2 separate regions of the Mus musculus genome follow, and region 2 is linked to region 1. The links are chromatin contacts, found by POLR2A ChIA-PET in ENCODE. All regions are on one chromosome and are shown on one strand. The core of a region is the stretch at or near the end of the contact, and the rest is flanking DNA. Distances in the headings are between cores, read along the strand shown.

Region 1 (5,142 bases), core at 856-3,355:
GAAGAGGAGGAGAAGGAAGAGGAGCAGGAGGAAGAAGAGGAAAAGGAGGAAGAAGAAGAGGAGGAGGAAGAAGAAGAGGAGGAGGAAGAGGAGGAGGAGAGTACTTGCTGGTGAAGCATGAGGATCAGAGAGTTCTGGTCTCAGCACCCACATAATAAAACAGAGCAGGCATGACCCAGTGCATGTATGCCTCAGGACACACATGGCCCAGTGCATGTATGGCTCAGGACACACATGGCCCAGTGCATGTATGGCTCAGGACACACATGGCCCAGTGCATGTATGCCACAGGACACACAAGGCCCAGTGCATGTATGGCTCAGGACACACGTGGCCCAGTGCATGTATGCCTCAGGACACACATGGCCGAGTGCTGGTATACCTCAGGACACACATGGCCCAGTGCATGTATGGCTCAGGACACACATGGCCCAGTGCATGTATGCTCAGGACACACATGGCCCAGTGCATGTATGGCTCAGGACACACATGACCCAGTGCATGTATGCCTCAGGACACACATGGCCCAGTGCATGTATGGCTCAGGACACACATGGCCCAGCATGTATGCCTCAGGACACACATGGCACAGTGCATGTATGCCTCAGGACACACATGGCCCAGTGCATGTATGCCTCAGGACACACATGACCCAGTGTATGTATGGCTCAGGACACACATGGCCCAGTGCATGTATGGCTCAGGACACACATGACCCAGTGCATGTATGCCTCAGGACACACATGGCCCAGCATGTATGCCTCAGGACACACATTACCCAGTGCATGTATGGCTCAGGACACACATGGCCCAGTGCATGTATGCCTCAGGACACACGTGGCCCAGCATGTATGCCTCAGGACACACATGGTCCAGTGCACGTATGGCTCAGGACACACATGGCCCAGTGCATGTATGCCTCAGGACACACGTGGCCCAGTGCATGTATGCCTCAGGACACACAAGGCCCAGTGCATGTATGGCTCAGGACACACATGGCCCAGTGCATGTATGCCTCAGGACACACATGGCCCAGTGCATGTATGGCTCAGGACACACGTGGCCCAGTGCATGTATGGCTCAGGACACACATGGCCCAGCATGTATGACTCAGGACACACGTGGCCCAGTGCATGTATGACTCAGGACACACGTGGCCCAGTGCATGCATGCAACCTCAGTACTGAAGGTATTTTTGAAGACAGGAGGATATCTGTGGCTTGCAAAGCTGCTGGACAAAATAAAATGAATAAACAAATGTATCAACTCCAAGTTCCAAGAATCAAAGAAATAAGGGAGAGGGAGGGGGGAGGGAGGGAGAAGGGAAAGAGAGGGAAAGAGAGAGCACCCTCCTCTGGCTTCTATGTGCACACACAGGCATTTACACACATGTATATACATCATACCCACACCCACATACATGCACACTAAACAGAAAGGAGAGAAAGAAAGAGAGGAGGCCAGGGAGGGAGAAGGGCAGGGGTGAGGAAAGGAAAGGGAATGTAGGCCAATGAGATTGCTCAACAGGTAAAGGCACTGTCTGCCAAGCCTGCGGCCTGAGTTCAATCCCCAGGACCCACATGGTGGAAGGAGAGGACACACACACACACACTATTTATAGACATAAATATATAATCTTTTTAAGGGAAAGAAATGAAGGGCTAGGAATAATAATGTACATCTTTAGTCTCAGCACAGGGGAGGCAGAGGCAGGCAAATCTCTGAGTTCAAGGTTAGCCTGGTCTACATAGAAAGTACCAGGACACCAGGGCTACATAATAGACCCTTATCTTAAACACACACACACACACACACACACACACATACACACGGAAGAGAGAAGAGAAAGGAAGGGGGAGAGGAGGAGAAGGAAACAAGATTGCGGATAGACAGCTATGCCACAGCACTTGGGAGATGGGGCTCTCAGGACTTGACTGTTTATTCCTTGGTGGCTGGGAATGGCTGAATCTCTCCAGGTCCCCTCTCCATACCCTGCTTACCAGTGCAGAGAGCCTCCCAGCCCGCAGAAGAATTCTGAGAAGGCCAGATCTGACCCGGGGAGCGGCCTCCATGTCTGGCCTCCACCCATTCCTCCAGCCAGGAGAGGCAGGGTGACCTCACAGATGCCACAGGGTGGGGGTCCAGTTGCCATGGGGACCCAGTTGCCACATGACACACTACCCTTTGCCATAGCTCCCTTTACCTGCTCCTCTGAGGTCAAGTCTGGCTCCATGGTCATCACAGATGTCTAGCCTTAGGATCAATTGTCTACCTACTATCGGGAAAAAACTCAGAGCCCATTTCAGAATCGCCTAGTTTACCGCCAGATGTGGGGGTTGAGTGGTAGGGAGATAGGGATGTAGAGAAAGAAGAACAAAATGAAGGAGGGAGGAGATGGGCTCTCTATGGCCTTACTTTCCAAGTTGGACCGCAAGGGTAGCAGTGTTGCCATAGGAGAAGCCTCAGTTTAGCATCCTCAACTGAGACCCCTCTGTCCTCACCGCCCCCCCCCCAGGCCTCTTTCTCTGTCCCTTCCCTCTCCCCATCAGTTTCAGGCTGAAGAACCAGTGTGCAGTCTTGCAGTTTCCCCATTCAGAGGAGCAGGGATGACCAGCTGGGAGTACAAAGGAATCAGTGTACGCTGCCTTGCACCACGCCAGGGGGCGCCATTCTGCTTTCCTCCCTGGAGAAGCGTGCTCACATCCCCAGAACAAGACCTAAAAGAGCTCCGAGCAGGTGCAGTACCGCGATGCGGTCGCGTGAGGGCAGAAGACACCGCAGGGGCGAGCAGGGCGCTTGACAGGCAGGATAAAGTTTCTCATTTTGCAAGGCTGATTTCCTGGTAACAACCTCCTGGAAACACCTGAGAGAGCTCCCTGTGCATTTCCAGTCAATGCCTGGGTTACAAGAAGGGAACCACCCGGAGATAATGAGACTCACAGTCTTCCTTTTATTTAACCCTCTTGTTAATATGTGCAGAACTCGGGATTGAAAACGGGGCTTTGCAAGCCATGCAACCCCACCTGGCCTCCATTTCTCCGTGTCTCTAAGGCAAACTTCCGAGTCTTCTGCCCCGCGTCCTGCTATTTCCAGTTTTTTAACGTGACTTTTTTTTTTTTTAATTTCTGTGGCTTGGAAAAAGCTGGATTTAAAAAAAAAAGATTTATTTATTTATTATATGTAAGTTCACATGCCATTAATACTCGGGAGGCAGTGGCAGGTGGATCTCTGGGTTCAAAACCAGCCTGGTCTACATAGTGAGTTCCAAGACAGCCAGGGCTACACAGAGAAACCTTGCCTTGAAAAAATGAGAGGGAGGGAGGGAGGGAGAGAGAGAGAGGTTGAGAGAGAGAGAGAGAGACCGACCCTGTCTCAAAAAGAAAGAAAAGGAAAAGAAATCAAATACCTGGCCAGTTGGTAAAGCACTTGCTGTCAAGACTGTTGACCTGAGTTTGGCCCCAGACCAGAGATACACACAGTATAAGGAGAGAATCGATTCTGCTGGAATTTGGAGGTGGTAAAGTACGTGGCTAACAGGTGCAAGACTGAGTTCCACGTCCAACACAGAAAAGAAAAACAAGAAAAGAAAAGAAAGAGATCAGAGGTGGAGGTTAAAGAACTTAACACCAACCCTGATCAGTTTAGCCCCATCCCCAGAACACACATGGTGGAAAAGTAGAAACTATTGCCCCAAGTTGTCTTCTGGCCTCCACAGGCAAGACCCTTGTCATGTGTGCACTCACACCACAGGAAGAAAGAAGAAAAGAAAAGAAGGAAGGGAGAGAGGGAGGGAAAGAGGGAGGAAGAAAAAGAAAGAGAAGCTTAAAAATTTTTTTTAAAACAAAGGACCTGATGAAGCACAGAAGCAAAGAAAGTTAACAAAAGGAACCAAAAGAGCCATGAGGTTTGTGCAAACATAGTCCAGTCTCATTAGTAGTCAGGGGGAAATGTGAATCAAAGACACACCAAGATGCTATCTCCCCTTCCTTAGCAAAAAACAAAAGAATCAGGGCACATCGTGCACCAGTGACTTTACAGGGCAAATTGAAATTTATGCAGAGCCCAGAGCCTGATGCAGGATCTTAAAGATCCATACAGGAAATGATCATGCAAATGCTGCCCATGAACACATGGACAACTAAAACTAGAAATAGACCAAGAGCTGAATGGTTGGCTCAGTGGTAGAGCTCCTGCCTAGAATCCCCCAGGGAGGGGGCTGGAAGATTCAACCTTCCATACATTTGCTCTAATTTCTACTGATCCTACTTCACAACCCCCATTGGCAAAAGGACCCCTTACGGAAACGTCTGCTCGTGAGTAAAGATAAGTGCAGAGCTGCAGACGGGTCTTTCCATCAGTAAAGAGATGGATAAATAAAATTGGAAACTCCCTTTGAGGGATGACTTAAGGTTGGCTGGAATAAATGAAATCTGTTCGGGTTGACGTAGAAAAGTCTGGAAAACAAGATTAAGTGAAAAGAGAAAGCTCCAAGGAGCTACCTGTAGTGTGACAGCATTAATATATGTTTGCCAGGCTCAGGGGACTCAGGAACTCCCACCCAACCAGGGACACAATCCTGGTTTGCACTTGCACCCGGGAGTGGACCTTGTGCTCCAACACTCCCCACCCCAATCACACCCAGCTACAGCTTGACCCCTAGGAGTTCTGACACACCCAGGCTCACAGGAAATGCAGAGACAAGACAAAAACAGAACAACAACAACAACAAAAACAAAACAAACAAACAAAAAACATGGAGCAGAGACTGAAGAAAGGCCATCCAGAGACTGCCCCACCTAGGGATCCATCCTACCTACAGACACCAAACCCCAACTTCACTGCTGATGCCAAGAAGTGCTTGCTGACAGCAGCCTGGCATGGCCGTTCCCTGAGAGGCTCTGCCAGACCCTGGCCAGTACAGATGCAGATACTAACATCCAACCATCGGACTGAGCCCAGGGACCCTAGTGGAAAAGTTAGGGGAAGGACTAAAGGAGCTGAAGAGGATTGCAACCCCATAGGAAAAACAATATCAACTAACAGTCTCTGGACTCAGTGGTTAAGAGCACTGAATGCTCTTCCAGAGGTCCTGAGTCCAAATCTCAGCAACCATATAGTGGTTGACAACCATCTGTAATGAGA
Region 2 (5,142 bases), core at 1,679-4,178, 100 kb after region 1:
GACAGCCAGGGCTACACAGAGAAATCCTATCTCAAAAAACCAAAAAGAAGAAGAAGGAGAAGAAAGAAAGAAAGAAAGAAAGAAAGAAAGAAAGAAAGAAGGGAGGGAGGGAGGGAGGGAGGGAGGGAGGGAGGGAGGGAGGGAGGGAGGGAGGGAGGGAGGGAGGGAGGGCATGCCTTTTCCCTCCTTGGGCGTCTGAAGGCAAGGTGGGTCACCAGCAGCTCTACCTGGAGTCACCCACGGAAGGTCAGCCAGGGTTCCCGCTCTTGCTGTATCTGCTCTAACCACCACGGTCTGATCCACAAATACGGGCTGAACATGTGCCGCCAGTGCTTCTGTCAGTACTCAAAGGACATAGGCGTCATTAAGTTGGACTAAGCGACCTTGAATGGATTGTTCGACTAACTACCAAGTGGAACCGATCATGCTAGTCTTTGTGCACAAAGAATAAAAATGTGAAGAACTTAAGAAAGAAAGAAAGAAAGAAAGAAAGAAAGAAAGAAAGAAAGAAAGAAAGAAAGAAAGAGCATGCAAATATAGGTCACAAGAAAGGACTGAATGCAGGCACTGGACACAAAAACTGGAAGAGGATACAAAGATAACTGTTTTCTAGTTCTAACTCTGTCACGGATCTTTAGGTTTTGATAGTGAATAAGTGCAGAAAGCATATTTTTTGATACTGAAAGTATAAAATGTATTGTGTGAGAGGGATTTGCTTATTTATAAATCACTTTATAACACAGCGTTTATTCAATAGATAACCATAGAAAGATAATCTAAGGCAGGCAGGTGTGGTGATGCAGGCTTGGACACTCAGTGTGGATCATGCAACAGGATCATGCATAAGCTCTGGACCGACACACACATGTGAGGGCACCTTGGGTTGCATACTGATATCCTGTCTCAAAACAGAACAAAAACAATCAAAAAGGAACATCTGGGGTTCCAGAATCTGGGAGATGGAGGCAGGAGGATCAGGAGTTCAAGGCCAGCCTAGGATACATAAGATCTTGTCTAAAATCAAGCAAAACAAACAAACAACAACCATAAACCAGTTGTCAGGTGTAGGCACGTATCTTTGATCTCAGCACTCTGGAGACAGAGGCAAATGAATCTCTGTGAGCTTGAGGCCAGCCTGGTCTACATAGTGAGTTCCAGGGCAGTCAGAGCTGTATAATAAAGAGACCCTGTCTCAAAACCAAGACAGGTTGGAGACTCAGGAATTAAGAGCACATGATGTTCTTGCTGGAGTATGGTCCCCAGGACCCACAGGGTGGCTCACAACCACCTGCAATTCCAGTTCCAGGAGATCCTATGCCCTCCTCTCAACTCTGAAGGCACAAGGTACAGGCGTGGTACACAGACATACATTCAAGCAAACACTCAGACACATAAAGCAAAATAAATAAATCTGTGTGTGTGTGTGTGTGTGTGTGTGTGTGTGTGTCTAGGCAACTAGTGGCACCGAAGGCCACCAGCGCTGACAAAGAACAAAAGGGACCTAAGAGCCAGAGGCTTGGTGCCCGGCTGAGGATGCTGGGAAGGACTCTGGAGGGTTTGAAGTGCTACTTCAGTAACAAGGAGTCCTGAAGGCGCCCCAGCAGATGTGTTTGCTATGACCAAACCAGCTCCGGAACTGCTAAAGGATGGACCGCAGCAGAAGAGGGCTGCGGGGACTTTCCCTAGACTATGAGGGGAGACAGCAGGGGGCAGGCTTTCTGGGGGAAATGGGTGCAGAATGCGGTGCAGTCTGGGCAGAGGGTTGCCACTCTCTGCTAATGGCGGGTTGTTAATGAGGGCTCTTTCTTCCTTCCTTTTTTCTTTTTTGAGACAGAGTTTTTCTATGCATTTCTAGATGTTCTTGGACTCTTATATACAAGGCTGGCCTTGAACTCATAGAGAACCGCTTGCCTCTGCCACCAATGTGTGGGATTAAAATTGTAGCCACTACACCTGGCCCGGAGCCATCTCTATTCAGTGCAGGTAACTACAGTACAAATCCCTGGCTAAGGGTTTAATCCTGGTTTTTCAAATTGACCTGGACCAGGAACGGAAGACTGGACTAAGACTCTGGTTCTGCCTGTTGGCCCAATCCTTTGCCCTTTCTGCACCTCAGTTAATCGATTAAGTGAGGAGATCGAGCGAAAGCCCCTTCCTCCTAGGTGTTTCCTGTGAGGAGACAGAGAGACAAAGCACTCGTGCTCTGGGGAGCCTGACAGGGCTCCCAACTACGGAGCAAGGCGCCAGAGAGCTGGCGGGAGCTGGAACAAGAATCACTCCTGGCGCCTCCTGACCATGCCGGAGGCACAGAGAGCATGGTACCCACCCAGGGCGGTGCCTGAGGACAGAGGAGCAGGCCAGGTGGGGTCCGCTCGCCAGCCGAGAAAGGACTTCTCAGTTTGCTAGGGACACGCCCCACACTTGCGCCTCGAACTGAGGACCTCTGATCGCCAGTAGGGAAACACTAGAAGACTAAGAAGCTCTTAAAAGAAGAGGCGTGGCCTACGACGTTGTCAAGGGGTTCAGGGAAGTGTGCACAGAACCCGGCAGGATTACGTAATGGCGCAAAAGCCGGTGCCACAATCGGGTAGCTCCGCCCAAGGCGTGGTCAAGGAGTCCAATTCCGGGAGCTAGAGCAGTTTAAAATGTTGCGAAACCGTGCAAGGGCCTCTTACAGCCCCGCCTACGATAGGGCGTGGCCAAGGAACTGAACTCGCAGATGCATGCAAAGTGGGAATTACGTAATGATGCAGGAGGCGGTCCCAGAGTCCCCGGTGGCTCCGCAAGGTGTGGCTAAGAAGCCTACGTCCGGGTGCCTGGCAGTGGCTACGACGGTTGAGTGACGGTGCGAAGAACAAGCCAGTTGGTGACCCCGTCCAGGGCGTGGCAGGGGCTCACAGATCTAAAGGGGATTGTATATTGTCCCAGAGGAGGGACCAGTCCCACGTAGCGCTTCCCTGGTCCTGGTCGGGAACTGGTCTCTAAGCGGCTCACAGCGTCTGTAGGAATTGCGTAGTGGCGCAAGGGGGCAGGGCTAGCGCTGTATGGCTACGCCCAGCCTGTTACCAAGCCAGCTAGTCCTACAGACCAGGCTCAAAGTGGCTGCAGGAAATGTGTAACGTGCAAGGGCTGGGGTCGTCTAGCGGCTGCGTCCAAGAAGCTTCTGCTTTGGGAGGGGGCTGAACTGACTCCGGGAATACATTAGACCACGTGGCCTAAAGTGGCGCCTCGATGGGGGGGGGGCGGGGGAAAAGGCGGAGCCCTAGTTGGAATAGACAGGGCTCTGAAAGGCGGAGCGTGCGCAGGACAGCCCTAGGAAGCACACTTTGCGGGCTGTGGGCATGCTCCGCTGGGCGCGAGCGTGGAGGGTCCCCCGTGGGGTACTCGGTGCCTCCTCTCCCAGGCGTTTGGCGGTTCCTGTCACGTTCTGTAGCAGCCGCAGTAGTGGCCAAGAAAACGCCGATCTGAGGTCAGCCAAGGGCACTGGGAGGGTTGTTCTCCACTGGTCCACTTCGCACGCGGCTTAGCTGGCCCCGCCTCTCCTTTGGCCTCGCCCCTTTTTTCTTTCACTCTCTCCTCCCCCTTACTCCATGGTGGCCCCCACCTTCCAGGCCGCTGCCGCTGTCTTATAATCTTCTAGATGGAGACGCGACACTCCCAGCCATCGTCTTTTTGCATGGGCTCTTCGGCAGCAAAACCAACTTCAACTCCCTCGCCAAGGCAATGGTTCAGAGGACTGGCCGGAGGGTGAGCTTCCGGATGGGGCGGTGCATGGGTGGGCGGGGGCTAAGGGGTAAGGCTGAGGGCAGTGGACCTAGTTTCAATCACTCAGGTCTGGGCTCTTGGTGACCTGAAAATGGAAAGTTTCAGTGCCCAGTAAACCGTAAAACATCTATGAAGAGGCCTGGTCCTGTAAGATGCCCCACAGTTAGTCCATTTATGTTACTGAGACATAACAGGTCTCTTTGTCAGGTCCCAAAGAAACTTGGGACAATTTTGTGGCACCTACTAGCATGCCAAAGCACACTCTAGCCTCCTGGCTTACTCAGTACGAGTGGCAGCTCTCTGCTCTTGTTACCCCCGACCCCTTACTATAAACCTTTCCAGTCCAGAGGCTTCCCGTCCCCCAGCGTCTCTTTCCTGTTAACCCAGCCATTTAAGCCATTTGCTCCCTGACTACTCTGATCCTCCTTTGGTCTGCATGCCCTCTCTCCTTGGCACCTGAAGTTCTCATTTGATCTCCACATGTACACCATGGCACGTGCTTGCGAAGATATAACTTGCGCACATGCATACATGTGTGTATATAATAAAGCAACTAAGGAAGTTGCTCAATATTAACCTCTGCACGTGCGCATGCGCGCGCGCACACACACACACACACACACACACACACACACATACACACACATACTTATGTCTCCAGACTTCTCTCCCTAGCTGCTCTGTGGACCCTATCAGGCTTTTCGTTGTCTGTAGTCAAAGTAACACCATTCCTGTTTCACCCCCATCGCAGGTGCTGACGGTGGATGCCCGGAACCACGGTGACAGCCCCCACAGTCCAGACGCAAGCTATGAGGCCATGAGTCAGGACCTTCAGGGCCTCCTTCCACAGCTGGGTCTGGTGCCCTGCGTCCTCGTTGGCCACAGCATGGGAGGAAAGACAGCCATGCTCCTGGCACTGCAGAGGGTAAGCTACACCTATCTGGGTCCTCTTAATGCACTCTAAGCCCATTGATAACGTGGGACTCATCCACACTTTGGATGGCCAGGTCCAGAAACTCTGCTGGCGGCTCAGAGTTTGTCTGGGACCTGCTCTGGTCTGATTCTGTCTCCCAGCCAGATGTTGTGGAACGATTGGTTGTTGTAGACATAAGCCCGGTAGGAACCACACCTGGATCACACATTGGAGCCTTCATAGCAGCCATGAAGGCTGTTGAGATCCCAGAGAAGGTGCCGCACTCCCAAGCCCGAAAACTGGCGGATAAGCAGCTTAGTTCGGTTGTCAAGGTGACGCACGCCCCCCCCCCCTTTCCCCATGGTGTGTGTCAGAGGAAAAGTGGTGGGTGGGCCTCACAGGGAGCCCCTTCACAGCTGCCAGGTCTCCCCACAGGAAGCGGGCATTCGGCAGTTCCTGCTCAC

Evidence for each region. ChIA-PET counts read pairs that join two places held with the same protein, here RNA polymerase II (POLR2A).
Region 2: POLR2A ChIA-PET joins it to region 1 with 26 read pairs in Patski. The contact joins the promoter of Abhd11 here to the promoter of Tmem270 in region 1. POLR2A ChIA-PET finds 5 or more read pairs at or near these places in 4 of 5 experiments (Patski and embryonic stem cell).

Annotation. Positions count from the first base shown.
Region 1 is chr5:134,904,628-134,909,769 of GRCm38, forward strand. Tmem270 (transmembrane protein 270) reads right to left here and starts at 2,106. Exons shown (of 3, transcript NM_194065.3): 1 at 2,001-2,106. The coding sequence starts at 2,072.
Region 2 is chr5:135,006,371-135,011,512 of GRCm38, forward strand. It overlaps Abhd11 (abhydrolase domain containing 11), which reads left to right and starts at 2,929. Exons shown (of 6, transcript NM_145215.2): 1 at 2,929-3,469; 2 at 3,612-3,747; 3 at 4,517-4,690; 4 at 4,840-5,010; 5 at 5,114-5,142. The coding sequence starts at 3,342. It also overlaps the pseudogene Rps29-ps.